Regions from separate parts of the Homo sapiens genome. Here region 1 is linked to region 2. The links are chromatin loops, found by intact Hi-C in ENCODE. Cell type or tissue: prostate gland. All regions are shown on one strand. Links, peaks and the distances in the headings refer to the core of each region. The heading gives the core; the rest is flanking DNA. Region 1 has its middle 22 kb from the start of GFRA1. Region 2 overlaps ATRNL1 (attractin like 1).

Region 1 (5,385 bases), core at 82-5,081, 350 kb after region 2:
AGAACATCAAATAATTAATACTTACACACTTATCTGTAGGCTCCTGAACTGATGGCATGAGAATTCTTTTTCCTCCTCTGTAAGTGATGGAATTTACCACTGGTGATCATTGCTGAGTTTTTAAGGCATTCTTTATTTCAACTGTTAACCTATCTTTTTGCTACCATTGATTTCTGGGTTTCCATGTTTAAGGATGACTTGCATATTTACCAAAGTTCATCAAAGCTGTAAGAGTTATCTTGACACATTGATAGAAAGCTGTGGTTCTTTGAGAGGGAAGATAGAGGAAGTCATTTATGACTAAATTACTTTTTAAAAGCCTGATACTATGAAAAGAACATCTAATGATACATAATTTTAAAGTGCAATTCAAAGATAAAAGGTTTAGACTGCAGAGGTCTCAAAGAAATTCAGGAGAACACTTTTCTGAATATTTACATCACTTAACGTAGCTGATATCATAGTCTACCTTGTATTAAAATTATTATTTTACCTTATCAGAGTACAAGTTTCTTGAAGGTAGGAACCATTTCTTAATCTTTATCTTTGAATACCTCTCAGCATTAGCGCTGAGTAACCTCCAGCATTGAATAACTCACAGTATATCATGTACTGAACACTACATAGTAAAATAGATACCCAATAAACATTCAATGATTGGACAAATAAATGAACATGATTCATGGAAGAGCAATTTGGAAAGAAGCAAACTTGAGTTACCATTTGCTTAAAATAAACACACTTCTGTGTCAGAGCAAGTAGGTGGCAAAATGATGATTTAATATAAAAACAAAATACTGCAAATAAAACATTTACTTTATTTTCAAAGGAAAGGAGTTTCAAAAATCTTTGAGAAGCTTGTCATTCATTCTTCAGAAAAAGCCCTTCTTGGAAGTGTGAGTACTCCGATCTGGAAGGGCAAACCAGATTAAATATCAGGCAGAGAGAAGTTGAATACCCTGTGCTTCTTGAGAAAAAGAGACTGCTTAGTGTGGGCTATGGAATCCAAGAAGACTAGTAGACATTTTTTGTAGTTTGTGCGTTGACAAGCCCAGTGACTCAGATTGACACCTAATGAGTGCTTTGAAGAAAGCATTCAGGAGAACACTTTTCTGAATATTTACATCACTTAACGTAGCTGATATCATAGTCTACCTTGTATTGATTTGATTACCTTGTAGGTAAGGAGAGAGGAAGAGGGTAGAAAACAAGGGATGCAGAGGAAAAGGAAGGAGGAAGTTTTAACTTAAATTTGAAAGGCTCTTTCTTTCCCTTCTCTTCCAGAGAAAGAGCGTGACTTAAACAAAGCAGTCAGTAAAAAAAAGATGAGCCTTAAACTATTATTTTCAATGACTTTGAAACATCTTCTTCTGGAATAACCTTTTTGAAAATAATTTCATATTTGGTCATTTTGGGGAGAAAATTCTTGCAACCAAAGTTGTTTATGTTGAAGCTCACATATACCTGCTTATCTCCCATCTATCATTTCTGAGAGCTAAATCATGTCCCAGTTACTTGCTTCGCTGGCTTTCATGGGAAGGAATTCAAGAAAAATTTTGAATCTGTTTATTTCTATAGATTCTCGGGAACTGACTTCCTGGGAGTGCGATGATATTATGCAGATTATTGTATGACACATAATGGCCCAGTGATTCCCAGTTTTTTGGCCTACATTTAATTGGAACACTTACTTTTAGAGAAACTTCAGTTGAAGTCAAATTCTTTGTAAACTAGGGGAAGCAGAAATAGCAAAGTGAAGGGAGAGGCTAAGAAGTCAAGAGAGAAGACTTGGAAAGACAGAGAAAGGAGTTTGCAAAGTCCTGTGATTCTCCCCAAATGCAAAAATGAAATTTGGCTGATGTACTGTAACTTAAACCATATTGTTTCTGGTGAGTATAATACTATATAAATTTTTAAATCCTGTCATTTTATGGGGCTGACTCGAGAAGTCTGGACAGAATGGGTTTACAGTGTATGTCAGAAAATCAAAATCAAGTGCAAAGGCTTCATTTCAGCTTGTTCTGGGCTGCGTCTTATGGAACCAGGACTAAAGCCAGCAATGCAACAACTTCCCTCCACTGTCTGATGCTACCTCATATATCACTCCTGGTATGTCACTGGCACTGCTAAAAAATGAATTTTTAAAAAAATCTGGGAATTATCAACATAAGAAAATGATCATGTGCAGCAATCTACTTCCAGTGATTTCTTGTTTCTAAAAGGACACAACCTGAGGTGCGGAGTCAGTCACCAGAGCACTCTGCTCTGAAGCAAGTCCATGCTGTGGCAGGCATCTGGTCTCTTATTCATCTCTCCATACCTGGCACAATAGGGAAGCTTCATAACTGTTTGTGGAATGGAGTGCGATGATATTATGCAGATTATTGTATGACACATAATTAGGGAGAGCCTTCTAATTTGTGAAGCAAGCAATTGCCCATGTGAAGTGATTACCCAATATAACAAGTGTTAATTACTCAGCTCTTTGGATTAATTCAATGTTGCCAAGAACATATTGTTTTGATTAATTTGAACCACATGAAATTGCCAACACTTGACCATTTTTGATCTCCCAAATTGCAGTTTCATATGGTTCAATCTAATATTCTAATTATCATATTAGTTGTAAGTTGAACCTTATGTGGTTGCTATTTGTATAGGACAAACACTGTTAACTACCAAAAACATCAGAGAGTTCAACTATCTACCCATTTAGGTATTATATAATTATTCATCATTACATGGTAAAAACAGCTACCACTATCTATTGAGTGTGTACTGTGTCCACATACTTTGCTAAGTAGTTTATATACTTTACTTTATTCAATCTTATGAGGTAGGTTCTAATATTATCCCTCAACTTATGCTGAAAGAGACCTTAGTGATCAACAGGTCCAATCTTTGTTTATTTATTTATTTATTCTTTTTTTTCTGAGACAGTCTCTCACTCTGTCACCCGGGCTGGAGTGCAGTGGTGTGATCTCGGCTCACTGCAACCCCTGCCTCTGGGGTTCAAGTGATTCTCCTGCCTCAGCCTCCCGAGTAGCTGGGACTACAGGGGCGCGTGACCATGCCCGGCTAATTTTTGTATTTTTATTTATTTATTTATTTTGAGAGGGAGTCTTGCTCTTTCGCGCAGGCCGGAGTGCAGTGGCGCTATCTTGGCTCACTGCAAGCTGTGCCTCCCGGGTTCACGCTATTCTCCTGCCTCAGCCTCCCGAGTAGCTGGGACTACAGGCGCCCGCCACCACGCCTGGCTAACTTTTTGTATTTTTAGTAGAGACGGGGTTTCACCGTGTTAGCCAGGATGGTCTCCATCTCCTGACCTCGTGATCCGCCTGCCTCGGCCTCCCAAAGTGCTGGGATCACAGGCGTGAGCCACTGTGCCCGGCCTAATTTTTGTATTTTTAGTAGAGACGGGGTTTAGCCATATTGGCCATGCTGGTCTCAAACTCCTGACCTCAGGTGATCTGCCCACCTTGGCCTCCTAAAGTGCTGGGGTTACAGGCATGAGCCACCGCACCCAGCCAGTGACAGGTCCAATCTTTACATCTGACAGGAGGCAGAGACTCAAAAAAGGTTACATTACAGCTGGCCAACAGCTGGGTTCTGGGCTGCCCTTAGCTCAAACTGAGAAGTAGGTAAAGCTATTCCCTGTCCTCCCACCTCCCTTTCCCAGGCCTGTCCTCTTTTTCTGTATTATTTATAAGAACATTAATAGCAGTGACGTTTATGGAGCTTTTTCTTAGAGACATGGCATAGTGTAATGTTTAAAGACTTTGGAGCCAGAGAGCCTGGACTCAAATCTTGGCCCCTCTACCTCCTCGTGTTTTATTCTCCAAGTCCTGATCATTACATAGCATTTCTCTGGCACTCCCTAGCCTTTCAAAGTACTTCTTTTTTATTTTCTTGTTTCCGTCCTGGTTCAGCTTCCTGTGTGCTCAACCTCTGTCCTCCCTCCATATGGTTTTTCCTTGATGATCTCATCCATTTTGACGGCTTCAACTCTCACCTCCTCGTCTTTGACTCCCAGATCTTTATCTTCTCTCCGTCTTCTCTTCCAAGGTCCAGGTCTAAATTTTCAGCTGTCTGCCAGACTCTTGTAAATGTCACACCAGAAACTTTAAGTCATGATGTCCAGAATCGAATTCATTGCCTCCGGCCATCCTCTTATTACCCAGGCTCAGCCCTCTTGTGTCTACTGCATCCCCCACTCAGGCAGCTGCTGAGCCTGACAGTTTCACTTCTGCCACTCCTCCTTTATTGCTCCCCTTCTTTTCGTTCCACCTGCCCACTCCAATCATGCCCTCACTCCCTTCCTCCTGGCCTTTTCCTTCCAGTTGGCCCCTACCCTCATTGCGGGGATGACCTTCCTAGACTTGAACTAGGATTCTGGCTCTCCTACCAGAGAACATTCAGTTGCTTCTGGTTGTCTGTAGAGGAAAGTTCAAATTCTGTTTGGCTCCAACTTTTCCAGTCCTAACTTCAACTTCTCTACTCCATATATCTGATATGCCACATGTACTGGACTACTCACTCCACTGCTTCCTGTATATCTATCTATGTTTCTACCTTTTGTCTATGTTATTCCCTTTGCTTCACGTTCTTTTCTCCATCTGTCTTACCCATCTTTCAAGATCCAACTCAAATGCCCCTTTCACATGTCTATCACACCATCATACACTAGGTCCTCAATTAAAATGTGAACACTAAATTGCTCAATGTGATTTTTAAAAATGATGTCTGCAAAGTAAAGTAATTGAACTGTACTTTTGAGTCAGTGAAAGAACAGACTCCAGACTACCTTTCTGTCTCCCAAAGTGTAGTCATCCTTTTAGAAGGGTGTTCCTCTCTTTCAGGCAGCAATTATTACAGTCAAGCTGGCCTGTCCAGCCTAAATCCTGTATCCTCTTGAAAAGCCTGAGAACATCTCATCCCTCATGAAGAGTCTAAGGTCTTCCTTCCTTTCTTTGAAGAAGCTCCCAGGATTCTTGGGTGGCAACACTTTGACCTTCTTTTTCCCTTGGGCATGCTAAACTCAGCTGTCCTTTGTAAGGATTCATTACTCAGAGTACTCAGTTATTTCAAACCCCAAACCTGTAGGGAAGAAGGTTTTTTTTAAAAAAAAATACTATCCCTGTGTGTTTGTGGAGAGGACGGTATATTTGATGAGGGCAGAGAAAGGTTTTGAAAGTAATCATAGGCTGCTCTTATGATTACCAACTGAAAACACTGGTGATACTTAGAAATGGCTAAAGATAACTTTCCACACTATATTTATATTTGGGCTAAGATCAAACACGAGAAATGAGTTAGAGAGACAAGTAAATATGAGCTGATCATGAAAGGTCATTCATTCTTCATCTAACAGCTAAGAGGCAACAT
Region 2 (5,385 bases), core at 123-5,122:
AGCGCATCCATGTCCTGAGAAAAAGTCTGTGGTTTAGAAAATATGTCCATGGTTGCCCACAGTCAGCACACTCTTAGTGACTCAAAATTCTGAATTATGGCAGAAAGGAAAAATAAAACATACTTCACATTAGAACACAGAATCATTTACATCCTAATACTGACCACAGTTCACTAAAGCTCAGTAGCATTAACAGATATAGTTTGGAATTGCAGTTTCCTCACTTCAGGGTGACAAGATATGTATAACAGTGACAGAAATCTCCAAAGCTGCTGTATATGATATAGCTTTGTTAAATATGAAGGTCCTTTAAATACAATTGATGTTTAGTACTATATATGTACTTTTCACATTCTTTGGATTTCTGGAAGGTTATGACACTTTACTGTTTACAGCTAATGCATAGTTACTTGCATGCCATGGTTGTACAGTAGCAGACTATGACCCTATTGTGATATTAAGTGTTTATTTCATAATGCCATTTATACATAGCTGAATTTGATGAGGATTGAATGTCATATATAAGAGGAATGATCATACAATATGTAGTTGCATCTTATATAAGATTTCTAGGTTGCATCTAACCATGACTATGTCATTATTTTGATAATTAGGCATTTATGAATTATAGTATATATTCCTCATGTTGGCATGATAATTTTGCTATTTTCCATGCATTAAAAATAAGACAAATTCTTAGAGTAATTTTAGTAATTTTATCTATAATCTGTGGGGTTTTTTTGGAGGGGGAGGCCACTGGTTGTTTCTACTTCCCTGTGATATTTTCTCTCTCATTAAAGGAATGAGCTAAGTTTGTAAATATCTCCTAAAAACAATCAAGTAATTTTATTAGCTTCTTTTGGACCCTCTAAATATTGACTTCTCTCATGAAAAAATAAATTGATGAAACTAATGATTACAAAGATATAATCATTTTTTAAAAAGTGATTGCCCAATGTATTTCTCTAACAATTGTCACAAGAGAAAGCATAACAATAAAAATACAAAAACATACAGATTTAGATGTAAAATCTATATAAGCTATATTTTTAGGGAGGCTAAGCAGATAGTATTACTGTGGAAGAATTATCAAGTTTTATTCACCTCAAATCCCACTGGGTTCTTAAAACTTGAAAATTCAAATTGTAGAGAATTATGAGACACAATGTGATGTTTAGTTAAAGTCATGCTATACCTTTCTGGGCCACATATTGCTAACTCTGTGGCTAATTATGCAATTAATTCTCAACGTATCAAAGCTTTTCACTGGCAGTAAATTCTTTGCCCTCAGGTGAAGTGGATTGAAAAGACATCAAGGATCAAGGATAATCACTTTGAATCTGTTGGTTTTTCCCCCTACATTCCAGACACTTTAAATTTGGATGCTTTCATTTTTTTTAAATCAAACCACACAAATATGCAGATACTTTCCCAGAATTTCGCAGTTAAATGGCTGATCCTCTTGAAAACTAACCTTAATGGAATTCTAAACATTTCAGTTTAGAATGACTTTGAAAAATTCCTTAGATTTTTAGGATGTTTTATTCTGCCAAGTATGAAAAAAAAATGGTTAAATACAATGGAGTTTTAAAAATTAACCTGGGGATTCTATTTGAACTAGAAAATTCCTATTGGAAAAGAATTTGCACATACTTACAGATTCAGCTAATAAATTTTAAGAGGATTAGGATTCTCATAATTCTTTAAATGAAAATTTGTTTTAGTGATACACAGAGATGCCGTATACTATAGTGTTATGTTCAGTAGGAAAACTTCAAATAGTTCGTATTTAAAAAGGTAATTGATCCTTGCTGTACTTCCCAACATCTCATCTTCTTTTAGCTGCAGTAAGATAGAGGTGACTGTATGGCTACAGTTCATGGTATAAGGTCATTTAGGGTGCACACTGGCACACAGGCTGGAAAACGGGCACTGGACCCAGCTTTCAGGTGTGTGGTGCTGGGTAAGTTTCACCTTTGAAGCCTCAGCCTTCCATCTGTAAAGGGCGGTAATGGTGCCCACCTTTCGAGGCATTGCGAGGCTAGATGGTAACACACAGAAAGCTCCCACAGTGGGACCTTGATGCAGCGTAGCTGGTATTAACAACCGTGGGGACACCAGGCCACTCTTTTTCTACCAGTTGTTTTATGAATCCACCTATTAATTTTCATCCATCTTTTGGTCGTAGGTAAAGGTCAATCAGGTTTTTCAAAAAGACTCCCTGAATAACTTAAGTTCCTGTATTTCTAAGATATAGGGATTTCTACAAAACGACTTTGACATTTAGTCAATAAAGACTTAAACTCTTCTTAAATCTATAGTTTTAGGAGAGTTTTTCTTAAAATTACTGACTGATGACATTGAGACAAGAGCATCAATGATCACCTTTCACGTACAAACTAGGCAAGACAGGGTCAGTGCTTACATTTTGTGGTTATACATGATACATCTTTTCTCAGTGAACATAAAACTATGATTTGAAAGGTGTCTTATATTTAAAAAAGATTGTAAAATGAAAACTGACCAAATGAACTAATTCTACCCACCTATGGTCTTTTTAAATGTCGAGTTTCAAAACCCATTTGCCGTATACTAGAGTGAGCTTGGAAACTTACCTGATTACAGGAATTGCTTGGGTTCAGGCAGATTCCCACTTTCACCTCTAGAGATTTAGATTCAGAAACACTGGGGTAGGCCCTGGAGAGCAGTACTCTTAACAAGCTCCTCAGTGCTTCTTACCATTAGGCAAATTAGGGAAACACTGCATTGGGTCAAAGTGCTGCCTTTAATCGACCATTAGAGGGAGTTCTCTAAATAACAAAGTTATTACTCTAATTCAAAATGCTTTAAAGAATTTTCCAAGGAATACAAGCCATCTGGTTGGTGTTAGTTATAGCAGTGATTTCATTAGAGTGTACATTTAACATTTTAGTTTTATCAAAATTTTTTGAAATTAAGAATTAGAACCAGAGCTCCTATCAGTATATATGTACACAGGTGTGCATGCCAGTGTTCAAAAGATTGTGTAAAAGTTCAAGCCCGTTTTAGAAAGCCAACATTTTATGTTATAATATGCTGTTAATCAGGACTTTATTAAATAAAAACATTGGCTCTTCCAACCCCCACTGCCAAATGCAGTTTTGTTTTGTTTTTGTTTGTGTTTTATCCTTTCGTGGTCACACAGGAAAAAGCACTCTGAGAACTTGAAAAAGCCCCTCTCCATCGAAGAGGTGATTATATAGTTTGTTATTGAATTTTGACATTCAAAATACATTTCCCCCTCTTTTTCTCTTCACCAGATTTGCATTGACCTTTCCTGTACGTTCTCTGTGAGGGGCTTGCTGAGCACTTGGAATGTTCCTGAGAATTAAAGGCAAAACTCACAAGGCCCAGCAGCTAAGAATCTAGCTATAATGAGGGTCTACGCCACAGGACATGTGTTATAGAAATTGCTCTTACTTAGAATAAAAGTCAGCTATCTGAGACCAGGGCAGCTCTGGCATAGCTGACTCTTCTGGGAAAAGCCTGCAGGTTCTCTGGTAAGCTCTGGGCTTGGTCCTTATGTGGCCATCTGGGGCCCAGCCTTCTTTCAGTGGCACTGCTCTGCTAGGCCTCTGTAAGGTCTCACCGAGAAGAAAACCAAGGAGGATCTAAACTTCTCTCTTCTCTCCAACCCCCTCCCCCCACACCACCTGGGCCCAGCACCTGGGATACCTTCTGGGCTCAGGGCCTCAAGCAGGCTCTTCCAGGACCCTGACCTGAGGCCTAACCCTGAGGCCGGCCCTGCCTGTGCTCCAGAGGTTGGAATGGTGGTCTCCTCCCCGTCGCACCTCCAAGAGGCCAGGCCAGGAAGGGGCTGGGAAGAAGAGGACCACCGAACCTTGAGAAACATGCCCAGCCTGGCTGCCGCCTCCCAGGAACATCAGAGAAGAAAGAGAAGCTTTTCGAGGGTCCTGGATGAAGATGCGCCCAAAGTAGGTAGAGGGCTGTTGGGTGGACTCTCGCCACAGACAGCAGCAGCTGCTCTGTGAATATCTAAGCCTTGCACACTCTCCTTTTCAGCTTTTTGATGGTGGATCAGTGGCTGTAAGGAGATTTGGAAAGTTTAGCTTAAAACTGACTTTTCTCTGGCCTAAAAGGATTTGCTCAGAGAAATCACCTGTGAGTGGCGGATGTGCGTGATAGGCGTTCTTTCAGCTCCAACCTATAACCCTTTTGGTAAACACACAATTCCTGCTCCAGATTCTTACATGCTTCCTCGCTTGTTTAGAATCAGGGTACCTGGCATGGCCATGGCAGCCAAGAGATTATCAAGCTTTACCTTCTCCAGCCCTACTATGAAAATAGCTACTATTGTTTTGTTTTCCAAATATGAAACAACAGTATAATTTTAAATGAGCTTCTGTAAACTACACCCCCCACCCCCCACCCCCATTCTAACCTTCTCCCACTTCAGGGATTGGGTGCAGAGTAGTTTTAATTGAACAAGAAACCAAACCCCTGAAAGACCATTGCAGAAACACTATATTCTCACCGTCAAAAGCTTTAACCCGTGTTATTTTTGGCAGAAGTGGTATTTTCTGGTTACTTTTGGCAGAAGTGGTATTTTCTGGTTATTTTTGGCAGAAGTGGCATTTTCTGGTTATTTTTGGCAGAAGTAGTATCTGGCCTGAGTGGTATTCACTCAGGGAAGATAGTTGTTTAAACATGAGTTTCTTTAGCCTGGCTGTGTGCACAGTCAGGAAATCTCACTCTAGAAAATCTGCCTAGGAAAATAGCATTACCGAGCAAATTCTTTTATAATTCTTTGTGTTTCTATAGCCTCTATTGCCCAAAGATATTTTAAATTTTGTTCTTTCCAGTGACATACAAGTTTTCTTAGAACAGGTCCTGTGTGAAGAAATACTCGAATTTTAACTCAAATGCCGAGTTGTTTTTTTTTTTCTTTTTTTTAATGCCATGGGCCGGTTATCTAAATTTCTGAGTAAGCGGGGATAAAAATGCTAACTCATGTAGGTTTTGTGATGAGTTTTTGTTGTTGTTGAAATAAGTAGATCATAGTTAAATGTTCTCTCCTTTTACTATGAAAAGGTCCAGGTTTAAATTCAGTGAATCATGAGCGTTGATTTTTTCCTTGATTTTTTATTGTTGTTGGGGTAATACTAAAGTGCTTCTATGTGCCACAGTTCCCAAATAATTAAACTGCAATCGGAACCAATGCTATGTGTTGCCTGGTGATTTAGAGTTGTGCTTTTCAAGATTTTTTACAATATCTATTACATATTTTTAAAATTACCTTCCTCAACTTTAAGTGACAGTTTTATAGCAAATACTAACAAATTGTGTTAGATGTTCTTTCTCATCTTCACCCACCTCTCCTAACCC

The links. Peaks named below come from ENCODE experiments on the same cell type or tissue, not always from the same donor. Only the 100,000 strongest peaks of a DNase experiment are listed, where the experiment ranks them.
Region 1: it touches region 2 in a loop (2.2-fold over the local background); 19 of 110 quality-filtered maps call a loop at or near these places.

Annotation. Positions count from the first base shown.
Region 1 is chr10:116,292,496-116,297,880 of GRCh38, forward strand. No RefSeq gene overlaps it. Among named protein-coding and RNA genes, the nearest start is that of GFRA1, 22 kb to the left of the region's middle. In prostate gland, for the core only: no CTCF peak of the experiment used is centred there; no DNase peak of the experiment used is centred there.
Region 2 is chr10:115,945,867-115,951,251 of GRCh38, forward strand. It overlaps ATRNL1 (attractin like 1), which reads left to right. Exons shown (of 29, transcript NM_207303.4): 29 at 1-3,133. Among named protein-coding and RNA genes, the nearest start is that of SNORD158, 250 kb to the right of the region's middle. In prostate gland, for the core only: a CTCF peak has its summit at 2,815; no DNase peak of the experiment used is centred there.